Linked DNA regions of Homo sapiens: region 1 is linked to region 2. A link is an interaction called in ENCODE POLR2A ChIA-PET data of the cell type or tissue named here. Cell type or tissue: OCI-LY7. All regions are shown on one strand. Each heading gives the region's core, and the rest is flanking DNA. Links, peaks and the distances in the headings are about the cores only.

What was found. Peaks named below come from ENCODE experiments on the same cell type or tissue, not always from the same donor. Only the 100,000 strongest peaks of a DNase experiment are listed, where the experiment ranks them.
Region 1: POLR2A ChIA-PET joins it to region 2 with 5 read pairs; 1 of 35 experiments calls an interaction of 5 or more read pairs at or near these places.

What each region holds. Positions count from the first base shown.
Region 1 is chr5:124,789,807-124,805,843 of GRCh38, reverse strand. It overlaps LOC105379156 (a long non-coding RNA gene), which reads right to left and starts at 8,978. Exons shown (of 3, transcript XR_948725.2): 1 at 8,881-8,978; 2 at 5,313-5,428; 3 at 3,746-4,269. RefSeq lists a silencer at 9,703-9,822. In OCI-LY7, for the core only: no CTCF peak of the experiment used is centred there; a DNase peak (open chromatin) is centred at 9,763; H3K4me3 peaks cover 860 bases.
Region 2 is chr5:125,002,714-125,018,750 of GRCh38, reverse strand. No RefSeq gene overlaps it. Among named protein-coding and RNA genes, the nearest start is that of ZNF608, 260 kb to the right of the region's middle. RefSeq lists silencers at 6,468-6,668, 12,130-12,179 and an enhancer at 15,144-15,902. In OCI-LY7, for the core only: no CTCF peak of the experiment used is centred there; a DNase peak (open chromatin) is centred at 6,630; H3K4me3 peaks cover 578 bases; H3K27ac peaks cover 460 bases.

The DNA of each region.
Region 1 (16,037 bases), core at 8,209-10,708, 220 kb after region 2:
TAAGGATTAGGGTACAATTCACAATGAGAACATGCTCTCCCTTCAATCTCTAGAGTTAAAAGAGTCTTTGTTTAAAATCAGCTGTGGTTCCTTCACATAACTGCTCATTCTGCTCAAATCAATTCTATTCAACAAAATTTTATCGAGCATTTATTATGTGTCTAATCATTCTGGGAAACATAAATGAGATGTGAAGTGTGCCTATGAGTTAACGAGACTGGCTGACCAAGCAGACACAGAAATGGTGCCATTTGCTTTCTCATTTTATTGTATTCATTGAGAGAGAACACCAGAAGCCTCTGCTATGAGTGAGGCATGGTATTAGGTTCTTCAGATTCAGATGTCATTTAACTGTTACATTAGTTTTTAGGTTCATATTATTAGCCCCACTTTAGAAAGAGTTTACTGTAGTAAAAAAGACCCTGAAATCCGGAATTAGCCAGTCTTGGGTTTGCAAGGGAGAAAAGATATAATAACTTTCCTCATCCATCATAAGGGACACTCCTATAACAAAAGAGATTAACGAGACAAAACCATAACAAACGTATTCAATCAAAGTTTTACGTAACATGGGAACTGTCAGAAAAGAAGACCCAAAGACCCGAGGAAAGCTGTTTATTTTTATGCTTAGATTTAATGAAGAATGGACAAGGCATATGGAAATGTGATTGGACCAAAGAGTATGATCTAATGGTAATAGACTGGGAATGGTAGGAGCCCAGCAAGGCTTGTCTGTTTAGATTCTTTTTGGCCTCTCTGTGTAACATTTCTTCCTCCCAGGTATGGGATAGGACCCTTATGGAATGGTAGTCTTCAAGGGAGAAGAGAGGGAGTGACCTTTCTAAGATTTTGGCTTGCTTTGAGGGAGAAGAATTCTGGTTTCTATGGCTCACTAAAAAGAAGTGAGGGACAGGGGAGCAGGAAAAGCTCAGAGAGACCTTGCTTCTGAGGCCTTTCAATCTCCTTTAGTTCAAAGTAGTCAGCATGCCAAAGCACCATACTTTGGAGTATCATGTTCTGAGCCCCAGCAGGTTCATACACAATTCTGTTACTACTCAAAATCTCTGCAATCTTGAAAAAATTCTCCATTTCTCTGGATTTTTATTAGTTTTGTTCCTGTAATGAAGGAGACAAGAAGAACTTAAGACCTTTTCCATCTCTATAGTTCTATGAGAAATATTGTTGTACAGTCACACGTATCAGATTTTCTGGGACATCCCAATTCCAAATGTTGTGGCCCATCATGCCTGTAAAAATATTTATGCTCATCAAATGCAGAATTCAGGAAGCATAATCACCCTCTCTAAAAATAAAAAGAACTATCAGAGTTAGGAAATGAATGATGAATAAAGGCTAGGGAGAATGGCATTACAAGATAATTTTCAAAAGAAGGGTGAAATCACGACCCTCATACAGATATAAAAATGAACATGTTAAAGATTTGATTCTAGCCATTAATCAAAGACGGAATGCAGAAGATATTATAACTGGTTCAAGAGAATGTGAAGAGACATATTTAAAGATCAGGAATATTGAAATTAGCATGCAAATGGAATAAAACCAGTTTTTCCACAGGTAGGGGGAGGAAGTCAATTGAACCTATATTAGACAGGGCAGAATGTGCATGTCTATCAGTTACCTGCAAGATACAGGGTTGTAAAATAACTCAAAGACAAGGAAAGGCTAGAATCAGATAATAGGAAGGGTGTAGTGTACCAGATGATGCATAGTTTCCCATTGAAGCTGTTTTTTTTTTCTGCAATGCAAATAGTTTTCATGGGGTTCAGAAACCACTCCCCCAAAATATGGCATCTTGCATACTAAGTATTTTAAGCTGAAGGAATGTGAGAAGATGGCAGAAACAGGAAGGTCTGTCTGACCTTCTCCCACCCTTCCTTCCTGAAGGAAGGAAGGTCAAAAAACCTAGAAAGGATTTTTTGACCTTCCCCTGAAGCAGAACGTAAGACCTGCATGTGAGAGACTGCCTCCTACGCCTGGAGGAAAGGAATATCCTTATCTCTGAAGACACAGGGATACAGAGAAGAATCTAAGAAAACAGGCCTCGCTAAGTCTCCCTAGTATATTATCATCAGATCATACTTTTTAATCCAATCATACTTCTCCACAACTATCTACTTATTAAATCCAGCATAAAAAATACACAGGTTTACCTGTTTCTTCAGGTCTTCATTACCTTAGGAAGGCTCTCATGTCACATAAAACTCAAATAAATTTATTTATTTTTCTCTTGTTAGTCCATCTTTTGTTATGGGGGTCTTAGCCATGAACCTAGCAATGGATGAGGAAAAGATATTTTCGCTCCCCTACAGCTTCATGTGGAATACAGCATTTCATTGCAATTTCTGATTTTTCAATGGATATCTAGGAAAAAATGTCAGTGGGGGCCTAGGTGTGAACAAAAATCAGCTGAGATACTTTCAAAATAGAATCACACCCCCTTTGACCTGCATCAAGCCATCTAATAAATGCACTAAACAAATAGAAGTCCTGTTCAACTGCTTTTTGAAGTTGAAATTCAGATTTGAGGAGACCTAGAAATTCAGCTATGTGCAGTCTTTATAGATACAGTAACACTTCCTGATCCTTTAAGGAATCCTTTGTGATTTTCTTGACGTGGTTTAAGAGTCATGAAACTGTTTAGAGCCTGGTTCACCAAGGGCTAAGAACCAATGCGCACATTGCAGGGACAGGAAGGTCAAAAGGAAAAAATGGGAACTAGAGAAATAAAAATAGGGAAGAATAGGATAAGGAAGACTAGAAATAGAGACTAAGAGGGGAATCAGCTGGTGCACCGGCATGCCCAGGATGCCTCCCTGATAGAACTACTTTGTTAATAAAAATACCATTTTAAACCCATGCCCATAAAGAGTAGGAGTAAAAAGAAGCTTTATATCTAAAGCTCTGCCGCCGCCTCCACTGGAAATCTAATGTGGTCTTTTTTTTTTTCTAACTTTTCAGGGCATATGTATTCTAGTTCCATTATAATGGTGGAAAATGCTCTCATACACGCCGTTCCTGCAGTTTTATACTTTGGCTTTATTTTCCTCTCTTCTACACTTCCCTCCCTCCACAAAAATCGAAAATACATAAAATGATAAGTTGAAATCCCAAACTGAAGTCTTTTTAAATTTTAATTTATTTTTTTAAAACCACAACATTGTAAGTAGACTGGACTAAAGGAAATATAATTATTTATAGCTATGAAAGGGGAGTTTATGGAAATGCCAATTCAGGCTTAGCTCAGCAACTAAAATGAAATGTGAAAAAGAAAATAAAAGTGGAGAACTCTTTGGAGGTTCTAGGACGATTGTGAGAATCACCAGGGATTGATAATGCAGATGGAGGAAAGAAGGCCTCCAGAGGGTCAGGGTGTAATAGACATTCTATTTAGTGAAGCTTTATAACCCTCCAAGATACTAAACTGGAATTACTTTTGAAAGAAACAAGGTAGTGGGGTTCAGGACATGCTGCCCCCCAAATATGGCATCATGGTATTTGAGAAAACAGCAGAAGCAGAAGAGCCATTCTCCTCTTCCCCTCACTCTTCTTCCATGGAGCAGGGCATGAGACCTTCATTCAAAAAATATCCTTTCAAACACAGAGAAAAGGACCATCCTTACCTCTGAGGACACAGGGACACAGAGAAGAATATGAACAAACAGACCTTGCTTAATTCCCCCTTAATTCTTAATTTTTATTACCATTAGATCATGCCCTTTTGTCGTCCAATCACACTTAATCAAACCTCAGCATAAAAATCTCCAAGTTTCTCTATTTCTTTAGGCCTTCATTTCTTTATGAATGCTCTCATGTCACATAAAACTTATATTAAATAAATGTGTATGCTTTTCTCTTGTTAATCTGTCCTTTGTTATTAGGGCCCAAGCCATGAACTTAATGATAGATTAAAAAAAAAAAAGTTATTTCTTTTCCCCTCCAAAGGTAACTCTTACATTCAAACACATCAACTCAAGATGGGAGGCAATTTTATCTTGACTAAATCCTTCTGGAACTACGGACACCAGGAAAGGAAGAAAGGCCCTGTGGCTTTTCTACATGACATAGAGCAGATGGTCAGCAAACTCCCCGTGGGCAGTGAATTCACTGTGCTCGGACAAGTCAAAAAAGGTTAAACCAACTAACACCATGAAACAAATGAAAGAATGCTACTTGAGTCTTTGTGAAGTCAAAGTTTCAAATAAATTGTTCAGTCCAACAGAATAGTTGCTTTCTTTTCATTGTTTTAACCTGAGGGAAGAAGAAAAATAAATCAATGTCAGATTTTTTTTTGAAACCACTTCTGGTAGCTGGGTAAAATATATAAAGAAAATGAAAATAATCATTTGCTTGTGGGAAGAGAAAGCCAATAAAATAGAAGCTTCCTTCTAAGAGTACATTGCTAGGGTTCAAGACACATTACACCCAAGATATGGTGCCTTGGCATATTAAATATTTTAAGCTGAAAGAATTTGAGAAAATAGTAGAAGCAAGAAAGTATCCCAGACCGTCTCCCACCCTTCTCTTCTGATGCAGGTCCTAAAACCTAGGAAGGATTTTCTAACCTTTCCGTGAAGCAGGTCGTTAAGACACTCACGTCAGAGGTTCCCTGCCTACACTTAAAAGAAAGGAACATCTTTATCTCCGAAGGCATAGGGACACAGAAAAGAATCTGAGGCAGATGTTGCTGAGTTCCCCAACCCCAAGTTTATTACCATTAGATCATACTTTTTAACCCAATCATACTTCTTCACAACTATCCACTTACTCATCCAGCTTAGCATTAAAACATACACAGGTTGGCCAGACGTGGTGGCTCACGCCTGTAATTCCAGAACTTTGGGAGGCCGAGGCAGGCGGATCATGAGGTCAGGAGTTTGAGACCACCCTGACCAACATGGTGAAACCCCGTCTCTACTAAAAATACAAAAATTAGCCTGGTGTGGTGGCACACGCCTATAGTCCCAGCTACTCAGGAGGCTGAGGCAGGAAAATCATAGGTTCAAACCTGGGAGGCAGAGGTTTCAGTGAGCCAAGATCGCGCCACGGCATTCTAGCCTGGCAACAGAGCAAGACTCCATCTCAAAAAAAAAAAAAAAAAAAAAAAAGAGAAAGAGTCCTTGTCTTTTAGAGATGTATACTAAAATACAGTTGTCCCTTGGTGTCCATGGAAAATTCATTCCAAGATGCCCACAGATACCAAAATCACACCACTGCACTCCAGCCTGGGCAACAAAGCAAGACGCTGTCTTAAAAAAAACAGAAAAACAACAACAAAAAAAACACTGGTTTACCTGTTTCTTCAGGTCTTCATTTCCGTATGAAGGTTCCCGTGTCACATAAAACGTGTGTTAAATAAGTCTATCCTTTTCTTTAATCCATCTTTCCTTATAGAGGCCTCACGGTGAACCTAGCAATGGGTGAGGAAACGATATTTTTCCTCTGTCACAATACATTGGTGTTTTTGTTGTTGTTGTTGTTTTGAGACAGTGTTGCTCTTGTCACCCAGGCTGGAGTGCAATGGCACGATCTTGGCTCTTTGCAACCTCCGCCTCCCAGGCTGAAGCGATTCTCCTGCCTCAGCCTCTTGAGTAGCTAGAATTACAGGCATGCACCACCACGCCCAGCTAATTTTGTATTTTTAGTAGAGACGGAGTTTCACCATGTTGGCCAGGCTGGTCTCGAATTCCTGACCTCAGGTGATCCGCCTGCCTCGGCCTCCCAAAGTGCTGGGATTACAGGCGTGATCCACTGCACCCGGCCGCAATACATTGTTTAAAAAGGAAGTTTAGAGATATTTTTTTCTCCTCTGCGCTTCCCCAAAAGCTATGAGGTACACAAACTGTATCAAAATAGGGCTGCTTTCTGGATGTCATGTTTTAAATAGTACTATACATATTGCCGGGCGCGTAATCCCAGCACTTTGGGAGGCCGAGGCGGGTGGATCACGAGGTCAGGAGATCAAGACCATCCTGGCTAACATGGTGAAACCCCGACTCTACTAAATGTACAGAAAATTAGCCGGGCGTGATGGCGGGCGCCTGTAGTCCCAGCTACTCGGGAGGCTGAGGCAGGAGAATGGCGTGAACCTGGGAGGCGGAGCTTGCAGTGAGCCGAGATCGCGCCACTGCACTCCAGCCTGGGCGACAGAGCAAGACTCCGTCTCAACAACGACAACAAAAAAAATAGTACTATACACATGCGTTCCAAGTGTTTAAAGGCCCATTCAATGTTTTAAATAAAAGCAATTTAAGGAATGGATAGAGAGTGCACTACTAAATATAGCAACATAATTACTTTCATGTAAATTATCTCCTCTACATAGTGTTAGAACAATGAGAACAAAAAAATGTTTATACTGACAAAATTTGAATAAGTAGAAGAGGTGGATTTGGTTCAGAATGTCCATAACTTCATCCATAGACAAAGAGTAGGGAGCCCCTTTAATTTCCTTTGCATTTGGGGAGTTTTCCATGGTGCATTCAGATCATGTGTCCCTGCGTGATCAGGTAAGAGAAGGCTAGAATTACTAATGATGAAAGGAGGCAGCACAAGAGCAAGATGCAAAACAGCTCTTCCTTTTCTCACCTCATCTGGATGGATCTGAATTTCAACCATCATTTTGTTCTCAAAGTGATGGTGGGTCCATTTTCCAAAAGCAGGTTAGAGACATTGCAAATTAAGTTCTACAGATTCTTTCTCTTAAGTGCCAAAGAAGAAATGTGATGTCATTATGCTGACTGGCTATTTCGTCCTGCCTATTTGTATGCACTTCTCAGATAATAAATTGAGGGCAGTTTAAATTAAACATCATTGGCCAGGTGTCGTGACTCACGCCTGTAATCCCAGCACCTTGGGAGGCCAAGGTGGGTGGATCATTTGAGGCCAGGAGTTCAAGTCCAGCCTGACCAACATGGTGAAACCCCATCTCTACTAAAAATACAAAAAGTTAACTGGGCGTGGTGACAAGCGCCTATAATCCCAGCTACTCGGGAGGCTGAGGCAGAAAAATTGTTGGAACCCAGGGAGTGGAGGTTGCAGTGAGCTGAGATCGTGCCACTGCACTCCAGCCTGGGCGACAGAGTGTGACTCTGTCTCAAAAATAAAAATTAACCATCATTCAGCAAGCATCAGCTATTGTCCAGGTATATGGAAATAATAAACCCAGAGGTCTTGTCCTTGAAATAATTTTTTAGAATAGAAAGTTGGAAAGCTGTGATTTAAAAAAAAAAAGTTTAATTATCAGAATAATGGGGTATTAAGGTTCAGGAGTAGAAGTGACTTCTAATACTGTGTTGTCTTTTAGGTAAATGCAGGGATTGACCCAGAGCCCTCAGTAGACTTCAATTTAATATTCTCTAGCATAAGTCAACATCTGGAAGTCAACACTGAGCACTGCACCTGAGAAGCTGAACAGGAGAGTTGTCAGGAGATCATGGGTCTCTGGCACGCAAACTAGGCCATTGGTTAGGCCATTGTTTTCCTTTACTGCAAGCTTCCAAAAGTCTCCAGAAAAGAAAAACTATGCCATTTTACGGAAAATTTGGGAAACAACAGCAGGATCAGCATTTCATTTCATTAATATAGATAGTACGGAGACCAAGTACAAACGCTCTTGTTTTTAACTCGAGTTCATAATTTATTTAGATTTCCTTAGTTTTTAACTATGTTCCAGTATCCCATTGATGTAGGATATTTTCTTGAACGCTTTATGGGACTCATGACAGGGATGCCCCATTTACTCAGTCCACCATGCTCCACCCCCGCCGAAGGGAGCACGTAGGTAATGGAGCGCAGGAACCAGCTGGCTGCTTTGGCAACAGCAGACGCAAACTCTGTGTAGGCCCTGCGGTGACGTCCGGGTGGGGGTGACCCTAAGGCCCCAGAGGTGTATTACAATGCTCTTTTAGCTCTGCCGTCCACAAACAGCAGAGTGTTATCAGCTCAGTAAGCCTTTTTCCTCATTGCGTGGGGTGGCTGTCCTCCACCAGCAAGGGCAAAGGGCCAGTGTGACAGCCTTTTTGAGTATCCGCATTTGGTGGTTCTGAATTCTTGTCTGGTGCCCAAGAAGAATGAGGTCATGTGGATGAATTGAAGGACGGTGAATGCAGAAAACTTTATTGAGTGATGAAAGCAGCTCTCAGTGGAAAGGGGAGCTGGAAAGCGGATGGGAAGTGCAGGTTGCTCTCTCCTGAAGTCAAGTTGTCTGTCTGCTTCTCTCCTCCAAAGTCAAATTGCCTCTCTCCAACATCCAGCCATTGTCCCTGAAGTCAAGTTGCCTCTCCTTGATGTCCAGCTGCTTCTCATCTCTACCAGCTGAGTTGCAGATCTTTGTAGGCACAGGATGTGGGGCAGGGCGTGGGGTGACTCATGCCTGTAATCCCAGGACTTTGGGAAGCTGAGGCAGGCAGATCACCTGAGGCCAGGAGTTCAAGTGCAGCCTGGCCAACATGGTGAAACCCTGTCTCTACTAAAAATACAAAAAATTAGCTAGATGTGGTGACGTGCACTTGTAGTCCCAGATACTCAGGAGGCTGAGGCAGGAGAATTGCTTGAATCCGGGAGGTAGAGGTTTCAGTGAACTGAGATTGTGACAATGCACTCCAGCCTTGGTGACAGAACAAGACTCCATCTCAAAAAAAAAAAAAAATTATTCAGAAAGAACCAATCAGGAGAGAGAGGGCAAACAGGGACAGAAGTTCTCACTTTGGCCCTTGGGCTTCAGGCTTTTCAGCTTGAAGGTGGGGCGAACCTGCCCATTTGCCTAGAGTTTCTCTCGCCTCTATCACCATAAAATATTCTTATACAATGAAAAGAATACAGGAATATAGAAAGAAGAAAAACTATTTTGTGTTGACTTACCTAGGAAAAGGTTAAAGGCAGCTTGGATGTATGCAGCACTCAATTGGCTGACCTTACTGGGAAAGGCTTAGTATAGCCTTTCACCTATTGCCTGCTGCCCTTTTGGGTCAGGTTCTTCCCTGGGGTGAAGAAGAGATGTACAGTGAGCAACAACACCCCAAACATGAAGTCACATTGCTCCAGGTCACCCAGAAACACAGTAACTCTGAGTTGACTACAAACACACTCTTGCTTCCTTAGGCCAGCCCATGGTGGTTAAGATTTGTTTGGTAGTGAAATCTCTCAGGCAGTATGACATCCTGGGCCTTGTCCCACACAGAGAGCAAAAGGAACTGTGAAATAGTGACAGTCTCATTAAGAGAATGGTGTTTTTTCAGTGGAACATCAGTCACCACTAAATAATTGTTATAAAGGAAATGTAGCTCCTACAATGGGGAAATTCTTTCAGGACCAGTCCAAAGGTGAGAGTATATTAGCAATAATCTAAAAATGAGAATGCAATTATGAAATAATCTCTCCCACCCCCAATCCCACCCTCCCACGTTCTAAATGTTTTCTTTCCCCCAAAAAAACTTCAGAACAGTGGTCCCCAACCTTTTTGGGAACAGGAACCAGTTTTTCAAAAGACAATTTTTCCACGGATGGGAAGGTGAGGGTGGAGGGTTGGGTTGGGGTTATCAGGCATTAGATACTCATGAGGAGCATGCAACCTAGATCCTTCACATTCACAGTTCACAATAGGATTCACACTCCTATGAGAATCTAATGCCGTGGCTGACCTGACTCGAGGCTGAGCTCAGGTAGTAATGCTACTACCTTCCCTTCACCTCCTGCTGTGAGGCACAGTACCAGTCTGCAGCCTGGGGGTTGGGGATCCCTGCATTAGAACATAGTCTAAATTAAGACAAACACACGAATAAAAGCAGCATCATACCACCACCTGCAAAGTCATTTTTCAACTACAAACCCACATCCCATTGAGCCCAAAATGCAGGGGGTGGGGGGTGCAGAGGAGATGAAATGGTTAAGAGCAGGAAGGGCAGATAATACCTAAACTTCTGATAGGAATGATGGTGCTTTCATTGAGATAGGAACTCTGGACGAAGACTAGGTTTGGATAAGAAAGACTATAATGAGAAAGAATCAGGAGAGAGAGAGAGAGAGAGAGAGAGAAACACCCTGAAAATAGAGAAATGGAAACAAATGATAAAACCACAACTGAGAGAAAACAGTAAGGAACTGATGAGTGCATATAGGTTGAATGGTTAATCCTAAAGAAAAAAGAACACTGATTCCTGTGCATTAGGAAACTCCTTACTCTAAGCTAGAAAACGCCTTCTTTTAAACTAAGGGACTAACATTTGTTGGTGGCTTTGCATGTAGCTAGCACTGTGCTTCAGCACTTTCTTGTACAGTTCACCCTTGAACAGCATGAGTTTGAACTTTGCAAGTCCACTTATACATGGATATTTTTTCTGCTTCTACCACCCCTGAGACAGCAAGACCAACCCCTCCTCTTCATTCTCCTCCTCACCCTACTCAGTGTGAAGATGGCAAGGGTAAAGAGCTTTATGATGATTCATTTCCACTTAATGAATAGTAAATATATTTTATCTTCCTTATGATTTTCTTAATGTTTGCTTTTCTCTAACCTACATCATTGTAAGAATACAGTATATAATACATATAACATACAGAATGTGTTAATCACCTGTTTATGTTGTAAGTAAGGATTCCAGTCAATAGCTGACTATTAGTAAATTTTGGGAGGAATCAAAAGTCATATGAGGATTTTTAACTGGGCAGGGAGTGACATCCCATCCCCCAAGTTGTTCAAGTGTCAACTGTACGTTCGGAAACTGTTTTAAAAAAAGAGCAGGTTATCAAATGATAGTTTTTATTTTCTATGTGTCTACAGAACAAGAACAGTGACTGATATTTTAAAAATAGAGAGTGAGATTAAGAAGATGGTTACACTTGGGAGTATGCTTTGGGGAAGGTGAAAGGAAAATGACTAGAGATAAATAAAAAGAATGCCAAGTGGTATTTAGTGTTCAAAGCTGGATATGCATGGGTCAATGTCTTAATTTTTTTTAGACTAACTAAATATCATGTTGACATATTCCAGGGTCTATAGCAATTAGAATGGAAGAAAATTGCTTTCTTTGTTCTTAAAATAATTTTATCCTTAAAAAGCTAAACTCAAGGCCAGGCGTGGTGGCTCATGCCTGTAATTCCAGCACTTTGGGGGACTAAGGCAGGCAGATCACGAGGTCAAGAGATCAAGACCATCATCCTGGCCAACACAGTGAAACCCCATCTCTATTAAAAATACAAAAATTTCATGGTGGCCTCATGCCTGTAATCCCAGCACTTTGGGAGGCCGAGGCGGGTAGATCACGAGGTCAAGAGACTGAGACCATCTTAGCCAACATGGTGAAACCTCGCCTCTACTAAAAATACAAAAAATTAGCTGAGCGTGGTGGTGGACACCTGTAGTCCCAGCTACTCAGGAGGCTGAGGCAGGAGAATCACTTGAACTCGGGAGGCGGAGGTTGCATTGAGCCGAGCTTGCACCACTGCACTCCAGCCTGATGACAGAGTGAGACTCCATCTCAATAAACAACAACAACAACAACAACAAAATTTAGCCGGGCGTGGTGGCGCATGCCTGTAGTCCCAGCTACTCGGGAGTCTGAGGCAGGAGAATTGCTTGAACCTGGGAGGCAGGGCTTGCAGTGAGCCGAGATCACGCCACTGCACTCCAGCCTGGCCACAGAGTGAGACTCTGTCTAAAAAAAAAAAAAAAAAAAAAAAAAAAAAATCTAAATTCAAAGAACCGAAAAAACAAAACAGAAGTAGCTAGCAAGCTTCTGAGTCATTGCTTGAAAGTATGGCAGATTCTGAAATAGGTATCCTTCTCAGGTCAATAGGTTAAAGACTAGTCTGTGTTAGATTGGTTCAGATACCCTGCAGTATTCCCAAGGATTTGATTCTAAAACTTAGCAATACCAGAAGATACAATTATTACACAACTCCATGAGCTCTGATAACTGAAGCGTTTTGTGAATCTCTGACAGGTAAGTTGCAAGTGAATAAAAGCAATGTAATCAGATTTCCTGAAAATGTTACATATTCCTGCAAAATTAGTTTTACAATAAGCACTCTTGTAATAGCCAATTGGGCAAATAGGCTTATTCAATTTAACAAACATTTACTAGGCACAACTGAGTGGGAAGCGCAATGCTAGACAAAGCATTACCCCCTACAGGGGCTAACCTTCATGGAGGGCTTACTATGCACCAAGTACTGTTCTAAGTTCTCCACAAGTGTCCGTCTCAATAAGTGCTTAAAACAACCTTATGAAATAGGTCTAATCCCAAGTGTACAGAAAAGGCAACTGAGGTGTGCTGGTCACTCTCTGCTTTTCTGAGGCTCAGGGCAGTGAAAGGCACACTTAGAGGAAGAGCAATCTGTCTCTCCTTGTTTATCCCACACTCACTGTAAAAGCTTTAGTAAGGAAAGGGAGCTCAGAAGTTGCCAGAGGAAAAAAGTGAACTCTTACATAAAGTCTAGATGTTGAGAAAATGGACCAATTCTTATTATTGTATCATATTAAATCATATCATATCATATCATATCAGATTATCTCTTTTTTTTGTTGTTTTGTTTTTTACTTCTTTTGAGACAATGTCTTGCTCTGTCACATAGGCTGGAGTGCAGTGATGTGAACACGGCTCATTGCAGCCTCAATCTCCCAGGCTCAAGCAATCCTCCTGCCTCAGTCTTCTGAGTAGCTGAGGCCACAGGTGTGCACCACCACAGCTGGCTATTTTTTGTTTGTTTTTTATTTTCTGTAGAGATGAGGTCTTGTCATGTTGCCCAAGCTTGTCTTGAACTCCTGGGCTCAAGCAGTCCTCCTGCCTTGGCCTCCCAAAGTGCTGGGATGAGAGGCATGAGTTACTGCACCTGGCCAAGATTATCTTGATTGTCATAAAGATATATTTAGAAGTGTCACAAGCAGCCTTGGAAAAAAAATTGTCTTGTTAACTATATTGGTTAATGGGTAACTGCTACACATAACGTAATCTTTGTTTTAACCTTAAATGTTTGACGGTAGTGTGAGTGCTTCTGATGAGGACATGGAAGTGAATGTGTAAAAAGCATGTGATCGGCCGGGCGCGGTAGCTCACACCTGTAATCCCAGCACTTTGGGAGGCCGAGGTGCGCGGATCACAAAGTCAGGAGATCGAGACCATCCTGGCTAACACGGCGAAACCCCGTCTCTACTAAAAATACAAAAAATTAGCCGGGCGTAGTGGCGGGCGCCTGTAGTCTCAGCTACCGGGAGGCTGAGGCAGGAGAATGGCGTGAACCCAGGAGGCGGAGCTTGCAAGTGAGCCAAGATGGCGCCACTGCACTCTTGGCCTGGGTGACAGAGGGAGACTCCGTCTCAAAAAAAAAAAAAAAAAAAAGCATGTGATCATCCACATTTTATCTCAGGCTCCTTAAAAAGAGGAAAAGGAACTTATGTCTACTAAAAATTATTGTGTGTGAATGTCCTACAAGAGTTCTAGGAGTTACTCTACTATCAAGATGTTTAGGAATTTGTCCATATTGAACAACATTCCTTCCTTAAAATGTCTGGCTATCATTCCATATCATTGTTGATTTCAGATTATTTAAACTCCATCAAAAACACGTCAGCTACCACTTGCAGCCTCAAGACTATACAGTTGTCCCTCAGTATCTATGTGGAATTGTACCAAAATCTGCACATGCTCTGTCCCTTGCACAGAATAACCTAGTATTTGCATATAACTTACACACATTCTCTCATATACTTTAAGTTATCTCTAGATCACTTATAATACTTAATACAATGCCTACACATCACCACATTCACGTGAATTCAACACAATGCTCGGCGGGTGGCAAATTCAACTTTTGCTTTTGGCAATTTTGTGGGTCTTTTTTTCCCCAACATTTTCAACCCGAGGTTGATTAAATCCATGGATGTGGAACCCAGGAATGTGGAGGACCAACTGCATACACAGATGTTACACCATTTTTAGAGAAAAGCTTGTACATTTTCAAAAAGTATTTGTGGTTAGTTTATTAACATTATTTAAATAATAACACAACCAGAGTTGATTTGCTGCCACTACCTTGGAAATATTTAAACATTATTAAAACTAAGCTACACATTCTAGTTTTATCTCTAAAATTAATGCTTTTAGGCTCAATTTATGCCTGTCAACAAGTAATGATCATAGATGTGAGCTGGCTCATAATCCAGAGGTACTAGGTTACAATGTGTTACCATGGAAACTGTGTTTTATTGCATTCTCTCTTCTTGATTTAAGGCATTTGACAATCATAGCAACTGTTTGCCAGTCTTCTCACATCATAAAAAATTCAAAACCACAAACAACCAATAGAAAAAAAAAAAGAAAAAAAGAAGGAATATCCTCTACTGTTCTCAGACCCCTCTAGAAACATAAAAAGGAAATGACAGCCTTATATTTAACACGAACCTTTTGTGAATAGTTTATCTCTTAGAAAGTCTAAATGTGTTGGAAAATTCAATCAGTGGTTAGTCATCGAATGGACCTGTCTGCCTATGGTTCATTTTGTTTATTGCATCATATATCTTTTATGATCACTGGGACTTTAGCCTGAAACAGCATTTTCTTTAACAAGGACCGTGTTTCCTTTAACGTTGTTTATTGCATCTGAAACATTACTCTTTGAAATCATGGTACATTTTCCATCGAGCAAAGGTCTGCAACCGAATCTTGCATGAATGTGTTTATTCAGGAGCTAGAGCAGAGGGGGAAAAAAAAAACCACCTTATCCAGTTCATGTAACATTAATCACTTTGCCAGTGTTCAGCTGAGGTCATTGCCACATTCCTAGCAGTATTAAGGCAAGTCAAGATTAATCACATACATTAAACCTTGGAAGGGGAGCACGTGAAAGGGATCTCAAATTAGACATGTCTTAAAAGACAGAGAAGGGACTGTAGCTAAATGGGTTTACCTTGCTGCAGTCTGTCTTGGATATAACTTGCTCGCTTTTACCACATGTAGTCATACAACTGCTATGAATCTGTAGGCCTTTTTCCTATTTCTGAAAGCTTATAAGTCAAATTTAAGGTCTTTCTGAGCATTCAAAATAAAGACTCATTCACCAAACATCTTTTAGTACATACTAAACACCAGGCACCTGCTAGGAGCTGTCCATGCCAAGATGAATGAGACATAGCCCTCCCTCTCTCTGCCTCCTCCAATAAGTGCATAACCCAACCAGGAGCACTAATACCACTAATACCATGTGCACTGGGAACATGATTTGGTGTGAGTACAGAAGGGAGAATGGCTGATTGTGATGGGAAATCAGAAAACACCGAAGTTAACTTCAGACAGGGAGAAAGATGAGAAAAGCAATCTAGACATAGGAAACAACATAAAGCCTTAGTGAGTGTTCATAGACTGATGAGTAATCTGTTGGGGCTGGGGCAGAAAGCAAGACTGTGTAGGAGAGTTGGAAGGCGTGGTAGAAGATGAGATTGTACAGTATCTTGGAGCCAGATTGCAAAAGTCTTTGAACATGTACTTTATTCTAAAAGGAATGAGAAAACTGTGAAGAATTTGAAGCAGAAAAGTTAGAATAATCAGATTGTATTGGAAAATGATTATTTGGGGCAAAGGCAGGTTGGATGGCAGATTAGTTGGTAAGAAACTAGAATCACTGTCTCCAAAGTGGAAGAGAGTACAAGTCATCCAGAAAAGCCGTGATAACAGCTTAAACCCATAGAGTGGAGAGAAACACTGTGGAGCCAGATATGACAGAACTAGTCAATAGAGTTCCGGAAGGGAGCCAGAGGGTGGACGGTGGAGCAAAAGGAATCTAAGAAGATGCCAAGGGATTTGGTTGTGTCAAATAAGCAGATGATAATGCCATGGACCAAGGCATGGAAGGTCATGGGAATGGTGATTTCTGTTAGGATGTTATGGCACTCATGAGTGACAACAGGGCTGGATACATTGATTTGGGGGTCATCAACTTATTCTTGATTGTTTAAGTCATAGAGGAAGATAAGACTATTACAGGCAAAAAAGTAGAAAAAGAAGGAGAGAGAGTCCAGGGAATAT
Region 2 (16,037 bases), core at 5,661-8,160:
TGGACTTCCATAATCTGATTATTGGAGAGTTCAATTTACTGGAGTTTAAACCTAAAAGGTTTTGGTTTCTTTTATTAACTGTCCCCCCCATTGAAAAACCCTTTTTATATAAGACTTCCATGACTTTCCTGATTATTCATTACAAAAATAATGTTATTTTCTATGTAAGGTTCAATTTTGTTCATTTTTAACATCTCCGACTCCAGGCAGGGTTCATCACCTGTTCACCATCATTGACGCATGGATCGGTAGTTCCAGAAGCTTAGAGGAGGGGTGGGAGATATGGAGGCATCTACTCCTCACTCTCATTCTTCCCTTTAATAATGAGCTTTATAAGTGTGCTAGGCTCAGGGGGAGAACAAGGGAAAACACAAACATCTCTTTATTAAGCTGGGCAAGAGTACAGTCCTCTCCTTAGTTGGTGGCAACCGCTGGTATCTATGGGTTCAATAAGAATGGATGGAGAGCCCAACACTAAACAGTAATGGTCTTTTGTGAGATTCAGTCAGCCCCCCCACTGGACTCCAAGCAGGTGCTGTACTTGCTACGTTCCTCCAATGTGTCTACATCTTTGCTCCCTGCATGCCAGTGAGCCAATCAGCATGGTGGCCTCTGATCTCATCTTCACAACACGGCCAATTCTAGGACCTGCTGGCATGAGCAGGTGCTATCATTCTTACCTCAGGGAATGTGCTAAGCCCATTCCAATGTCTGTCCTTCACACTGTCTCTCTTTAATTCTTTTTCAACCAAATGGCACAGGACTGAGTCAGCAAGGTCAAAGGCCAAAAAGACCTAGAAGACTTTCAAAGGGGAAACAAATGTCAGTCTTCCTTTCTTGTGTACAGTGTCAATATTTAAGAGTGATTCTCTTGTAGCCCCTCCCCTTGGCTTTGGGAAGGGAGCAGCCTTTCTCCAAGAATGCTGAACTCCAAACAGCACCCAGACTGTGCCCTATTACTCTTGGCATATGGGAGGGTAAGAAAGGAGTTTTTGGTAGGACTAGTTTTGATTTTGTTATGCTCTCTAATAAGCTCAATAGCTTGTAGTTCTTTATAAGTTGTGGAAATTAAGGCTTTTGTCCTCAACTTTAGTCAATATACAACTCTTAGACCCCAGAAAAAATATATACTTGATGTCTTATTGTACCCCTCATTCATATTCCCATACACCATCTTGGTTTTGTTCCATTTATCTTTTCTGGGAAATTGTGGAAGAAACTAATTCCTTGAAAAATCAATTTTCTAAAAGCCAATTGACTAAATGACCAACTTGCCAAATTTTTCAAATTCACACATTTACCAAAAGCTTATTTTTCAGAAACCAGTTCACCAAAAATCAATTCATCCAAGGCCTTTTTGCTGAAAGTCTATTGACCAAAAGAAAAAAAATAGCCAAATTACAGATTTCCCAAATACTTGTTATCTACTTAAAGTTTATAGCAAAGTTGTTTGGGAAATTTCAACAGTCTTTAAGGCTTTGTTTTGAATTTTTAGTTTATTTTAGCTTGTCCTTAGTTTTAGATTTAATGTAAGTTTTTCTTTCACTTGTAGCCATTTTATCCAGTTAATTAAACAATAAATTTGTTAGTCTCTCAAAGTCGGATGTCAACTTTGTGCATGGTTCACATCTCAGACATTAGGCACTTCTCAAACTTTTGAAACACATGAAAAACATTCCTTGAATTGAGCCAGACCAAAAAAAAAAAAAAAAAAAAAATCTGTGAATTCTAAGTGGTAAAAAGGCAACAGAATATTGTATATGTTTTAACAAAATCCCCTCAATTGTTTATAAAATTCTTGACATCAAGATATGCATACTTGTAATTCAAAACACACTACAAATAGGCATTTCCAAAAGCCTGAGACAGAAAGTACAGAAAAATCCAGACATTAATAAACTTTGCCTGACCACAGTAAAATGTTTGCCACCGAAATCAAACTACACTAAAACTTCATCATAGCCAAATATAATTTCACAGAAATCTTCAAAAATTGTTAAAACCATTTTTTTCCATAAGAATTGCCTAAAACTTTGTAAATAGGTAAAAAAAAAAAAAAAAAAAAAAAAAAGTAACTTTTGGTAAATTAGTGAGTTTGGCAAGTTTGCCAAGTTGGGTGTTTGATGACATTTAACTGAGTATAACAATGAAGTACACAACTCACATCAGGCCTGATGTTGATTCAGAGGACTGAATTATAACCAAACTGCTTGGGAGGGATGCTTTATGTTCAGCCAGCATGAGAATATGAGCTCAATATGTGCCTGAGAAACCTTTCCATGCCTAGGAACATACATTTTTAGCATATGCAAATGACAAAAAATCTATACAAAGGAGGTTATATGCAGAGAATTACACAGGGAAGAATGGGTGGTCCACTGTGGCAGGCACAGGTCTAGCAGGGGCAGAATCTTGTGTGTGTGTGGAGGGAACAGAACACTGGCAATATCTTGCTGAGTTAGCCAGATCCAAATTTTCCTTGGAAGACATGGCAGGGCCAGCTTCCCTAGGCAAGCTTAAATCAAGTAGGAAAAAAAAAAGCCTGGCTGGAAAAAAAGTAATAATAATTAAAATACTAGCTACTTTTCACCAAAAGGCTCCTAAGTATCTAGCGTTGGCTATGAAAAATATCAACTTAGGCTTACCCTAAACAATATATTCTTAAAACTCAAAACTTTAAAATCTGTGGTGCTTAGCCTCACTAGACAATCCCAGGTGAGTACATGTTCCTCTCCTGTGACTTTCAACAGTCCCCTACTTACATTACTTGGGAGGATGGCAGTAAATTTTTAACTCCATAATAGGCATTTGCTGCCTACCAAATATGGAAAAAATAGGCAATACAACATGAAATGAATGACAACATATTCCAACTAGGACACCTCCTATCTGAGGAGAAAGGAACAGGAGCTCAAGCAAACAAAAACTCACGGCAAGTGAGCTCAAAGTATATATTTTGATGCAGTTTTTCCCCCTTTCGAAACAGTCTCACTCTGTCCCCCAGGCTGGAGTGCAGTAGTGTGATCTCGGTTCACTGCAACCTCCGCATCCGAGATTCAAGGGATTCTCATGCCTCAGCCTCCCAAGTAGCTGGGATAACAAGCATGTACCACCATGCCCTGCTAATTTTTTGTATTTTCGCCATATTGCCCAGGCTGGTCTCAAACTCCTGGCCTCAAGCCATCCTCCCACCTTAGCCTCCCAAAGTGCTGGGATTACAGCCATCAGCCACTGTGCCCAGCCTTTGATGCAGCTTTTCAAAATTAAACTTATTCCCAGTCTTGCTGATTTCTGCAACAACGTAATAAAATAAACATGGGATTTTCCTAAAGTGAGAAATGCCTTGTAATTTATTTTCCTGGACGCTGGCTGCATGGCCCTTCTGGAGTACCTGGGGGTATGGCCACAAAGCACTGGGGAGGCGTGGGGGCACTGGCTACAGGTGCACTAGGTCACCTGGTGTGGCATCATCACAATAGCTCTGGGAGGTAAACATGACTCAAGTTTTACAGAGAGGAAAGCTGGAGTTTAGAGCACTTGTTACTTGCCCAAAGACACATTGCTAGGAAGTGACCATTGATATTTGATTGTACTTCTACCACTGGCATTTGATGGTACTTTGTTAGTTTGCTGTATGTACTGAATTCTATTTGGCACAGAACTTAAAATAATAAAACTGCATAGTATTTATTCCCCACTCTCATCCCATATTTATGTGGGTTTTGTTTATTCACTTCCCCTGGGTCTTTACATTTCTAGGTAGGATGCTCTAACTTGTAGCTTACATAAAGGGCATTATCAAAATATTTTCCTCTTTTTTTTTGTTATTTGATATTTCTCCATTTTTCAAATAATCCTGCATATTCTAAGTATGAACTATTAGATTTTGTAGCGTCTACTATTTTACTTTATAAGTTCTTTTATTTTTTAAAAAAAGAGTTTTTCTAAATAACAGTAGGTCTACTAAAAGCTAGGAAACCTAGGATGAGTTCAGCATTGCATTGAACTTGTCAACTGGCTAATGATAAATGCTAGAGAGGTGTGGATTTCCTTCTCTGTAGACTGAAACACTAGGTCAGCAATCTCTCTTCCAGCTCTGTCTTTTTCTCCATGCACCCTGGATGGACAGGTAACCTAATTTGCTTCTTACTTACAAGGAAAAATGCAACTGAGTGTCAAGCCTCTCTGTAAAAGCTGGTCTCTGGAGGTCACCCCATGGTGGTGCTTAAAAATGAATTAAAATTGTCTTATTATAGTAAGCAATGTTTCTTAACTCCTCATCTGGAAAACTGTTCCTTGCCCCAAATCTTTTCTCCTCAGCTTAACACTATTTCTTCTGATTCTGTTGTCAGAATACAGTTGGAATACCACTGCCAGCACGTTTGACATATGCTAGGTATTAGCCCTCACCTGCAGATGGCAAAGCTCTTTCCTCATTCAATATGTCACAGCTGCATAAGTAAAACATTGTTATCACTCCCTTATAAAGGCATAAATTGTAAGATAAATTTTTTAAATTGAAAATATTGACCTATACCACTCTGAAAATCTAGGATATAACTGTCAAATTTTTAGAGGCAGTTAATTTCTTACTGATGTATATAGCTGAAGAAATGACATGAAAAAATAGTTAAATAGGATTAGTATAAAATATCCAAAGTATCCATTGTTTGAAAGTTTTCTCAAATTTATGGGGCTGAAGTTCATATGCATTTTATTTGGTTTTGTTCTGCTTTATAGGAATGGATTCATCTATTTTTAGAAGAGTCAGAGATGCGAGGAGAAAACGAAGCACTTGCTATGCTTTTAAAAATATTTGGGTGTATATGTGCTCATAAAGTTGCAAAATAATCAACATAAAATTTGGTTTTTTAAAAATGAGCATCTTTTCTGCAAGTTTCTTTTAAAAAGCAAATAACTTAATATCAAATATTTTTCCCTTAATTTACAATTACTTGAATATCAATATAACTAATTAGAAGCACTTTTTTCTTATTAGAAATATAATTATTTATCACAAAATTGATGTCATTACCCATTTTAGACAAATCTATTCCAACATGGTCTTGTTGTGCTAAAAAGAAAATAAATTCCAGATTTTCTGTTTTCTCTGTCTTCATTTTTCGATGTATTTTTCCTTTCAAGAAATACAGAGCTTCTGTTTATGAGAGATGCCTCATCGTTTTTCAGTTTAATTGCTGTGCTCACTTTTTAAATTTATTTACACATCCAATGTTATGCACATATTTCAGATGTTAAAAACGTTCAGGCCCTTATCCTTTCATCGGTGTCCCTTTCATCAGTTTAAGTGAAAAGTAAAGAAAATGGACCCAAGAACAGAGTTCTGGGGCTGTTTCCACGCCCAGGAGTCATAACTTCCCATCCACAAAACCTCTCAGGAAAGCTTTATTGTACTAGCTTCAGCTCCTGGCTTCGTTTCTCCTCCATCAGACACAGGCTTCAGAGGTGCAGCAAATCTCAAAGCAGCTCTTACCAACCATCTCTCTGGTAATAGTCATAGCCATTGTTTTTAAAAGGCTGAAAGAAAGTAGATGGCTGCCACAAAATGTGCCCTATCTGGTACTCCCCAATCCACGTTATGAAAAGGCCACATGATAGACCCAGCAGCTAGTAGAAAGGGTTGTGAGTTTGTATTTGTATGAAGAAAAAGAAGGAAAGAGAAAAGAACACAAGGGTATATTTCAGACAGGCAAGTATGAGAAAGGACAGCTGGAAACAGCACTTGGCTTTGACATTTGGGTACTGCGCTTCAAAGATTAGGAGGCATGTCCTTGCCTTGGGCACTGTTAACGACCTTATTGGCTGTGAGTTAATATTTGACAAAAGGATTTGAGCCAATATTAGCTGGTTGTCCTGAACGGGAACTCTTCAGCCGCTTCCTGAATACTTAGGGCTAGTTGGGATCAGTCAGACAGGGTTTGCACAAGTTCTGACTGATCAAGTCTTAATCAAACCAGAAGAATGAGAGCAGACTGGTCAAAACAAAAAGAAAACCAGAAAAGGAAATATTTTCCAGTGTAAATAGAAATTTTACTTCTACAAATTGATCAAGAATATTTTCAGATGATATTCTTTGGTGTTTGATAGTATTTCATAAGTTACAACTAGATGACTGGTTTTATTTTTAAATACTTGCCATTGTTTGTTGTGAGACATACATTATTTGCATTGAATTTTGATTTTTTATGGCCCTAATTCAACTTCTATCTCTTCTTTAGCCAGTGATTTCTTAATTAATGGTTGCCAAAAAATGAAGAATCAAATCTGATATGGGCGTACCTGGTCCTGAAACTTTTGTTTTGCACCATTCAATCAGCTGACTAAATTGCCATTAAAAAAAAAATTCTAGTATGCTTCTAAGACACTATAAATAATCATGACAATATCTAATAAAAATAGATGTCATATCAGAAAACCACAGTGGAGTTTAAACTTAGTTTAGCAAAATCAACAACTTCCTCACAAGACTGATGAACTGCAGTTACGTGTTTTTAACAAAAGCATTTCTAGCAACCAGATAAGCAAGTGTCTTCTTGACATAGACGGATGATAGCGCATGTGCCAGAAGCCAGTGGAAAATAGGAGCTGTCATCTAGAAAATGACAGAGCCATTTCGAGTCCCCCTAGATTAGCACTCCATCTTCAGCTGAGCAGATATACTATTAGTTGAAGGTCTATTGCCAGCAAATCAGAAGCAAGAGGGCAGAGCCCTATCTTTCTGAGATGACTGGAATCATCAGAGGCTCAAAGGCAGAGAATGCACATGATGACATCCCATCTTTTTGTAAGAGTTGTGCCATAAGAAGCCAATCAAATAAAAGTTTGATCACATACATCATTAAAAAGTATTAATATTTTCACCATAGAGACTAAACAGTATTCAAAAACAGTGTAAACTAGAGTAAATGTTTTTCATACCCTGTGTCATTCAAAACTGTCTTGCAGATAGGTACCTGATTATAACATTACAGGCTTTGCTACTTAGCTTTATGTAAATAACTGAGCGTGAGGATATTCATCTTCTCAGCCTCATGTCACTAAATAAACATTGTTGGACTGACCAGCGTCTAGAGAGGTAACTCTGAAGTTAAAAGGAAGGTCCAAAGTGCACTAAATTTAGCAAAACAGGTTTTCAGTGCAGCTGGTTCTGTCTTCAGCAAAGGCTTTTCCAACTTGTCCTGGAGCCCTCTGGGGACCACCTCTTTGTGTCTGTACTTAATGGCTAAGGATAATATGTTTCTCCCAAGTGGTCCTCTAGCAAAGATGGAGCATTGCTATTCTGTTAATGGCTAGATACTGTGTGGCACACTACTTATAACGCTGGTCTAGTGCCTGCTAGGCAGAGTGCTGCCTCGTGGTCAGCTACTAGGACGTAGCTGATTTCCAAGGATCAACTCAGGCACCATCAAGGAGGTCAACTCAGAACCATGTGGTCATGAAGACGGCCTCCACATCTGAAAGTGAAAGTTTCCACTGGACACTAATGGGCATACCAACAGTTGTGCTGCAAAACAAAACAAAACAAAAAACTACCTTATACACATTTTGTCTTAATGGCCTGGGTTAGTAAAAATGAAAGAAATACGTTTAAGTGTTCAGAAGCTAAAAATAACAAAGAAGCCAATCTCCCAGGGAAGAAATGACTGCCTTCCACTTCTGGGTAGTTAACAAAGGCATTTTAATTCTAACTTGGAGTTACATGAGGTGATAGTCTGTGTATAATTTAGGACCCTCTGGAGCTACATGAGGTGCCAGTTGTGTATAATTTAGAACTCTCTGGAATCTCCTTACTCCTATCAGGCCAAGAAATGCTACACAGATATTTCTAATTAATATTATAAGCCAAATAAAATCCAATTACATTGATGAAGCAACTTTAGAAAGAAGTATTCTTCTGACTACGTATTTTGCCTGTAATGACATTATTTATCTACAATGTAATGGATAAACAAGAAAATCCCCATTTTTGCAGCATTATCATTTGATTTCAGGTCTGTCAGTTTATATCACACAAAAGCCTCCTTTCCCCCTCTCTCTCCCACGCTTTTCTTTTTGTCAATGACATTCCCTGCGATGAGCATTCCAAAAGAATAGCGTTTGCTTCTCTCGTCAGCTTGGTTTTGTCAGTTCTGAACACAGGGTCTTGCTTTGCCATTTTCAAGGTCTCTTTCAAACCCTGGATCACAGCTGGTGCTTCAATCACGAGTTCACACCATGAAGAAGCTGGCAGTTGATCCCCAACCAACTCTGCGGAAGATATATAATCTCTTTCATGGCACACAGTGGAATACGCCTTTCATTTCATCCCTGAGAAAGACTGCATCCTTCACAAGTCCTTCTTGACAAAAATATTAATAATGTCCCAGCCTCCTAAGGGACAGGAACATTTTGGGGTTTGAACTGAAGTGACCTTAGCTTGTCAAGATGATTTGACTTTAAGAAACGCAACAGTGAATCCTGTTTTCTATTGTGATTTTAAAATCTGCCATAGTAATAAATTTAAGGACATTTTAATTATGGTTATCATGACTAAATGTGCCGATATGAATGAGTGGAGGTTTTATAAAAGAAATATGCTCATATAATGGAATTAATATTCTTCCCCAATGTACAATGTGGAATTTGTTGTAAATCATTTTCAGAGAATCTGTTTAAGATAATATTCTCAATGCTTAAAAAGTGTTTTATTTATACATGGGGGATGAGAATGAAAGAAAAATATTTAGTGACCAGGTAGGAAGAAAAGCCTAGCAATGCTAGACAGATGTGATTTCAGGATTTATATTATTATCTGAAATCAACATTGAAAGTTAGTAGGCAAATCAGAAAACTGAATTGGAATACAATCATACATAATAAGAATTAAGGATCTGAAGTAAAATTCTCCTTCCTTTGCTGTTAACTATTTTTTTCACATTTTGTGGCTTTACTATAGTATTTGTTTAGCAATTAATGTTCTAAGTTGTAACGCATTCAAAGAAATTAAGCCTCCCTCAAATACTGGTATAGGCTGAATCTAAATATGCCAAATGAGGCAGAGAAGTGGTAGATTAGATGCCAAAAAATCACTTTGACCTCAATTATCCAGGTAGTATTTCAAGAATCACTTTGCATGGCCAAAGAGCGTGTAATCTAGTTGTCTTCAGCATAATCACCATCTTCTATGGAAAACCATCTTTATACATTATACCATCTTCCATTCACAACCAAATCAGAGCCCAAGGTTAAAAACATAATCTCTCGGTGTCTTCAGGGTGAGAATGAGCTTTAAAGTCCCATATTTCTTGGGTAATTACTCTTATTATTAATGTTATGTGTAGCAGAAAATGAGCATTTTAAATACCGCATTTGTGAACATAGATGTTTTTCAATGAAAAAAAGCTATTTTGTAAGGTTACTCTAATAATGACCAGATATGTATTCTTATGTCACCACATCTGAAATTTGACCAAAACCAACAATTAAAAATATCACCAGAGGTGCTGGGGGAGGGAAAAATGGGAAGTAGTTGTACAATGGGGATAGCATTTCAGCTTCGCAAGGTAAAAAAAGTTCTGGAGATCTGTTGTACAACAGAACTACTGAACTGTATGTTTTAAAATGGTTAAGATGTTAAATTTCATGTTATATGTTTTTTAACACAATTAAAATTTTGTCAATATTTAAAAAATACTATCAAGGGGCAAATTTCCCTGGAACTAGGCAAATGGGCTAGGTGGGGTGAATTATCTACTTGCAAAAGCCAGTTTTAATTTATATGTGGCATTTATAGAGAATGCTGGTAAAGCTGCCAGAGGGGTCAAGGAAAACAAGCAACGAGAAGATGATCAATGCCTTTGTCTCCTTGAATAATTTTGATTTGTGCAGAATGTCAGAAATCACCTCTCAGAAAAACCTCTTATCATGAAAAATATGGCTGGAGAATCTATGAAAAACATTACTCCCTAACAAGGCTTATTGATTCTCAACACCATCATTGCTTAAACATTGACAAGGCCAAGTTTCTAAATGTCAGATATGCAACAAGGACTGCTTGGATGAAAGTACAAGAGAGGGAAAGATGACTTGTTGAGCTTGCACTGAGTGCTTTACACGTGATATTTCATTTAATCTTGTGAGGTAGGTACTGTTAATTCCCATATTTCCAAAAGAGGAAATTGGATCTGGGAGGTTAAGAAACTTGTCCTATTTCACCAAGAGAGAACTGACATCATTAGAAATGGAACTCCAATTTAAAGAGTCTGATTCAGTTCAATCTTAATTTTCAGTCTAATCTTAATTTGTTACACCATTCTGGAAAGTCAAAAGTGAAATTGAAGGAGAGAAGTATAACTAGTTTCTCCTGCCAGCTTTCATACTCTATGATGGTTGTCATACTCTATGACGACTCTCTATGAACCCCGGTCCCCAGGACTCTAAGCCAGCCTTCTTGAGTGACCATCTACCCATCACTGAACTGCATTAGTCATTATCTTATAATCCATCCTTTCAGCAACCAATCATCAATATCCTAATTCTTAGGCACAGAAAAGAATCTAACAGTCTAGTGAGAAAGCTGCCTGTATACAAAGGTACCTGTCACAATGGGAGTATGCCCAAGGTTCCATGTGGGAAAAATTAAAACACCAAAATGGAGGAAGGAGTTAAAGGAGAAGGAATAGATGGGATATAGTACCTACAACCAGGGGCAATGAGAATTACAAGTGTGTTTTCCATCTTCCAAGTCCAAGGCCATATCCGAGGTCCACCTCTGAATTTTGTGAGCAAGATTCATAAAATTTTTTGGAAATTAAGCAGTACTTAGCATTTTAATTTTTGCCATATTAGTATCTGACACTGACCAAATGACAGACCAAGAATATTTCTTATTCTGTTATTGAGGACTAAATAGGGTTCTTACTTAGAAATCAGGTTGTTGAGGGGTGGGGAGGTGGTGGCTGGTAACAGGGAGATGGGAGCATAAGACTCTATTATTTGTGAAAATCCAAATTTCTTAAGTAATCTTTGTTGGATATAAACTGACAATGTGACCTTTCCCCTATGCATACTGTAAATGTATAACATGGTAGACAACTAAAGCTTCATTCTTTTGTCTTCTTTCATTATTCTTTCATGAATTGGAAATACATCTTCCAATTTTGTATCATGTTTCATATATAAAACATGACAAACCTTGTAATATATAACCTATATAATATATAACCTTGGAATATATAACCTATATTTTATATAATATTATAATATAAAATAGATATCACATAATTTTCCTACCAACTTAATTAGGCCTCCCAAAAGGATTACCTTAAATACACCAAAATGTGATTTGTTGATCATACTTGGGAGAACAGTTTTAAAACTCCCCGTATTGCCTTGGGCTTTCTTTGGATTTCTTGGGTCTGATTTTCACAATAAGTTACAATAGATATGCTGATGGGGGCCCGTGGAATAGGGAGCATCACTGGACAGATCCAGGCTAAGGAAAGCTTGCATTGCAAGTGGGTGATGCTGAACAACTCTCAGGGGGAAAAACAAGAAGAAAGCTAGAGAGGTTCACCAACTATAATTAGCTCCATTAAATCCCTTTAACTGAATTTCTAACATGCTGTTTAAAGAATGGAAACATTTATGGGAAAAGGTAGCACACCCCTTTTTGGTCACTGTTATTGGATGTAAAAAGCAAACTACATTTACAGGTCCCATGGCTATCAAATCTATTTTCTCAAAACAAAGTTTTCTTAGCATTGTTTGTTATCCAGGAAATTTCACAGCTTTAAGGGACCCAGACTTCAAAGTCAAGGAAGTGAATTTGGGGCATGGAAGACTGGGGGCACCGAGTGAAATTACCCATCAGCATTAAAAAATTACTAGATTTTTTTTTCTGGTCATTTGTTGACCGCAGAGTCAGAATAGCTACATATAATTTTGAAAGCATGCATGTATCTTTTTAAAGACGCATAGATATATTCATTCGCTTTATCATTTCATAAAAAATCTGGCCGATCAGACGAATACTGTTTATCAGTTGTTGATGGAAAGAACCTTCCTTTGCTAAACATTGTGTAGGAACAGCAGCATGACCCTTGGGTCATGGGATAACACTTGTGCACTCATGCTCACAGGGGCCTTTTTTTGTAAGTGGCACCTGCTGTGAGGCTCTCCTTATAAATACTGACTGCCTGCAGCAAATCACATATGTTTTAGGCACTAGAAAAACCGACAGGAAGTAATCACTAAACGAAAGACAGAAACAGTAAGGGGTATGTGGGGGGAGGGGGAGAAAAAAAGCCTCCAGTAACTGTTTGGGGGATGTTTGGAGGAATTAATTTAAAGTGTAGAGTATAAGTAGCCTTGCTGTGCTGCTCAATTTGGCCCAGACCTCAGCTCAGCTTAGCTGAGAAGGCACAGGGCATCTAAGGAGGATGGGACGTCGTTACCTAATATGAGTGGGGGCATCAGGCTGGAAAATCCCTTTCATTAGTTTTGGTAGTTTGAAGTCCTTAACAATTTTAGTTGTTCTTGTTATTTTGTGGCATTTGGGTTTTTCCATTGAACACCTTCCCCATGATTTTAAGTGTGAAAATAAATGCTTTTATTGTGGTGCAAACCTTCCTTATTAGCCAAAGACCACTTCCCTTTATGCTTCCAGGGGACTGCCCCCACCACCTGGTGTACTGAACGTTGGATGTTAAAAAAAAATCATGCTTGAGTTTATCTTGTTTTTACACCAGTTTATTTTGAGTGTATTTCAAAGCCATATAATAACATTATTTTATAGACTTCCAATTAAGTGCTAACAAAGAAAATATTTGTCTACTCTCCATTCCCCCAACAATTTCTGGACCTCATTTCAAAGAGATGCATGTTACCTGAATGTTAATTGCTTTTTTTTTTTCCCAGAGAAACCAAAGCATGTTGTTTGTTTTCAGAGGAGTATTTATATTTAATATGTTTACATTGAAGTCACATTTGCTCTCTTCCTTAAATGACTTCTCTAATAACTATTTTTAGCTTACAATCACATTAACAATCTGCCCCTAAAGAATTCCTCAGTCTTATTTTTTATAATTTTTATTTTAATATTTGACAGTTTCTTTGTAAAAAGGAAAGAGCATTTGAAATAATATTGGGTATTTTGCCAAGTCTGTCAAAGGAGTAACACTTCCACTTTCTCAGCTCCGTCTCATTAAAATTGTATTCTAATTCTGTCTTAACTTGGTCTCGGTGCTTCATAAGTCATTGCCTGCTCATTACTTGTAGTGTGGGAGATGAAATTTATTCAAACCTAATAGCTGAGATAAAGAATGGAAAGGCAGGCAGCTGGCAGAAATGAAATTAGCCTATTTTAGTACTTTTCCGGCTGGATTTTTGCACAGCCACCAGTTATGCCATGTGTCAGTTTGCATTTGTGACACTATCTATGTTTAGTTTATAGATTTCCGTTAGTATGATACTCTTAAAATGAAAATACAGGAGATTCTCCCCTTCCCCCCCCCACCCCGCCTTTTTTTTTTTTTTTTTTTTTTTTGTCTTTGGCATTGAAATGTCACTGAGTATCTGAGTTGATAAACGGGAAAACATGATTTTCTATAGTTTTCTATAATTATAGAATCATTAAAATTGCCCAAGAAAGATTAATTGTTTCATTGTGTTACAATTCATATTGGTATGTCTTACAGAAAAGAACATTAATGACAGAGAGTAAATGTTATACCCTCAGCATGGTTTGAGGGGAAATGGATTTAGAATGTAATGTGACTTACAAGCAATTTCAGGTAGAATACAGGAGGGAGCTACGCTTCTAACCTAAACACTCCATCTCCAGCTTTAAATGTCAAAAGAATACACTGTGGAATTCCTAATTCTGAATATAGAGGAGTATTTGAAGAACATTGTCTAAAAGCATTGTACTTTTCCATTATAAATTGAGTTGTTAAGGAATTATATGGTCTAATTACTAAACTTGGTATTTTTGACTACTTTGATTATGAACATACATTGTCATTAGCTAGATAATTAAATTGACTGCAATAACAAGTCATAATTTAGAAATATGTTTGAAATTACTTTCTATATGAAAGCAAAGTCTTTGTTGATCTATGTATGTGATTAATGTCAAGTGTCACGAGTTAGCTGAGAGATTTCAGTGTAAAAATATGTGCATTTATATAAAAGAAAGAAGTTCATTTATACTCTAATTCTTAAAGTAAACAATGGAGCTTGATATGTGCCTAAATGTAAGTACTGATGGATTTTTTTCTGCTTACTCAAAGAAAATATAGGAAGAAAAATACTTTTCTTAGAAATGTGATGGTTATGTTTAGGTTAGGTTTAACCATTTATGCATACAGTGCAATGTTTACACTCAACCTAGAAACTTTACAAATAATATACTTAGATTTAAATTTAAATAGATAGAACCAGTCAAAGTATTACGTAAGATATGTGGACATTTCTGTCAAACCCACTGTAGTACGAAATTACAAAATATTTTATGTGACCAATAAATTGTGCAGATAAGCAGCGGACCACAGTCATAAACAAACTTGTCTTTGTTGTAGGTATTCTCTGGTAACAGTAGCTGGATTAGAAAGGTGACCTTCTTGAGAGCATTTAGCATGGTGGATTTTTATTTGCTTTTTATGTCTTTAGCATTGTGAAATTTTGTTCGCGGTTTTTGTAAACCATCTAGCAGAAGAGTAGGTCAAGTTATAATCTAGGACTAAACTAGAAATCAATAGACCATACAAGGCTAAGCCCTGGTATGATTTAATAAATTCGGTCCAATGAATTATGTAATAAATAAACTATGCAGTGTGTTTGTTTGTGTGTGTGTGTGTGTGTGTGTAACGTAAGTAAATGTCAAATACCAAACTGATGTGGATGTAAACAATTATATATAGGGTTTGTTCCTAAATATGTATTTCTGGATTTCCAGATATACAGCAATCATATGCTATAACTAATATACCCAGATCCATTCGAACTCCATCTGTATCCTTTCTCTTCCCCATCTTCGCCACTCCAGGCACTCGGAATGCACACATATCCCAGTCCTATTGCTTATATAGCCTCTATCAAGCAAATAAAACATAACAGTAATGTGAAAACTGATTTGTTACTCAACTAGAATATTTTTGATGCCAAGCTTGGGTCTACATCAATTTCAAATTTGCAATTTGGGACTCAGAAATTGACAGACTAATGGGCTCTGTCAAGAAACATACTAAAGAAATGTAGCATATGTTCCTACAAAAGACTTTGATCTATATTCTCATTAACAAAACATTTTTCCTTTTTTCAGGCTATGAGAATCTGGTTGCCAATTATACTTAAATTATTATGTTTGGCCCCTTGATTCTTTTATCAACTGGATGTCTTCATAGAAATAACAGCTGCATGAGCAGCACTTTTTCAAAGCAACAAGGAAAGAATCTATTCCCACCCCAGAGTCCCACATTAGCCAGTTCCTTCTCACCAGAGAGGAACAAAAAATATCTACAGAGGCAATGAATAAGAGAGGAAAGGGCTATTATAGATCTATTGTTAGTATAATTCCCTGCTGTGGCCACTGGTCCTTGAGGTTGTGTTCTTTGCTAGGGACTACTGGTTGTATCTGTCCTTTATGGCTGGTGGTAGTGGTTCAAATCTATTTAGCACTAATGGCTGCGGCAGTCAGTGTCAAGAAATTTGGTTGATGACTCAGATTTTGAACTTACCCTCTTCTCTCTTGACATTCTGAGTTCTTCATATTTCAACAATAGTTGCATACCTTCTCATGAATGCCAGCCACATTAAGGCATTTGTGGTATCAGATCTCAAATCTCAGATCTGTGGTATCAGAGAAAGCAGAAGTTTCATTGGACTATTACCACATTATTCTTATGAATAGGCATACCCACACCCCCTCCCATTAGCTTTAATGCATACAGCATAAAACATTATGTATCTGCTTCTCATCACTCTCTGGATCTTCAAAAACTGTTTGCCCTTCTAAATATTTTTTCTTGTCCACTTTT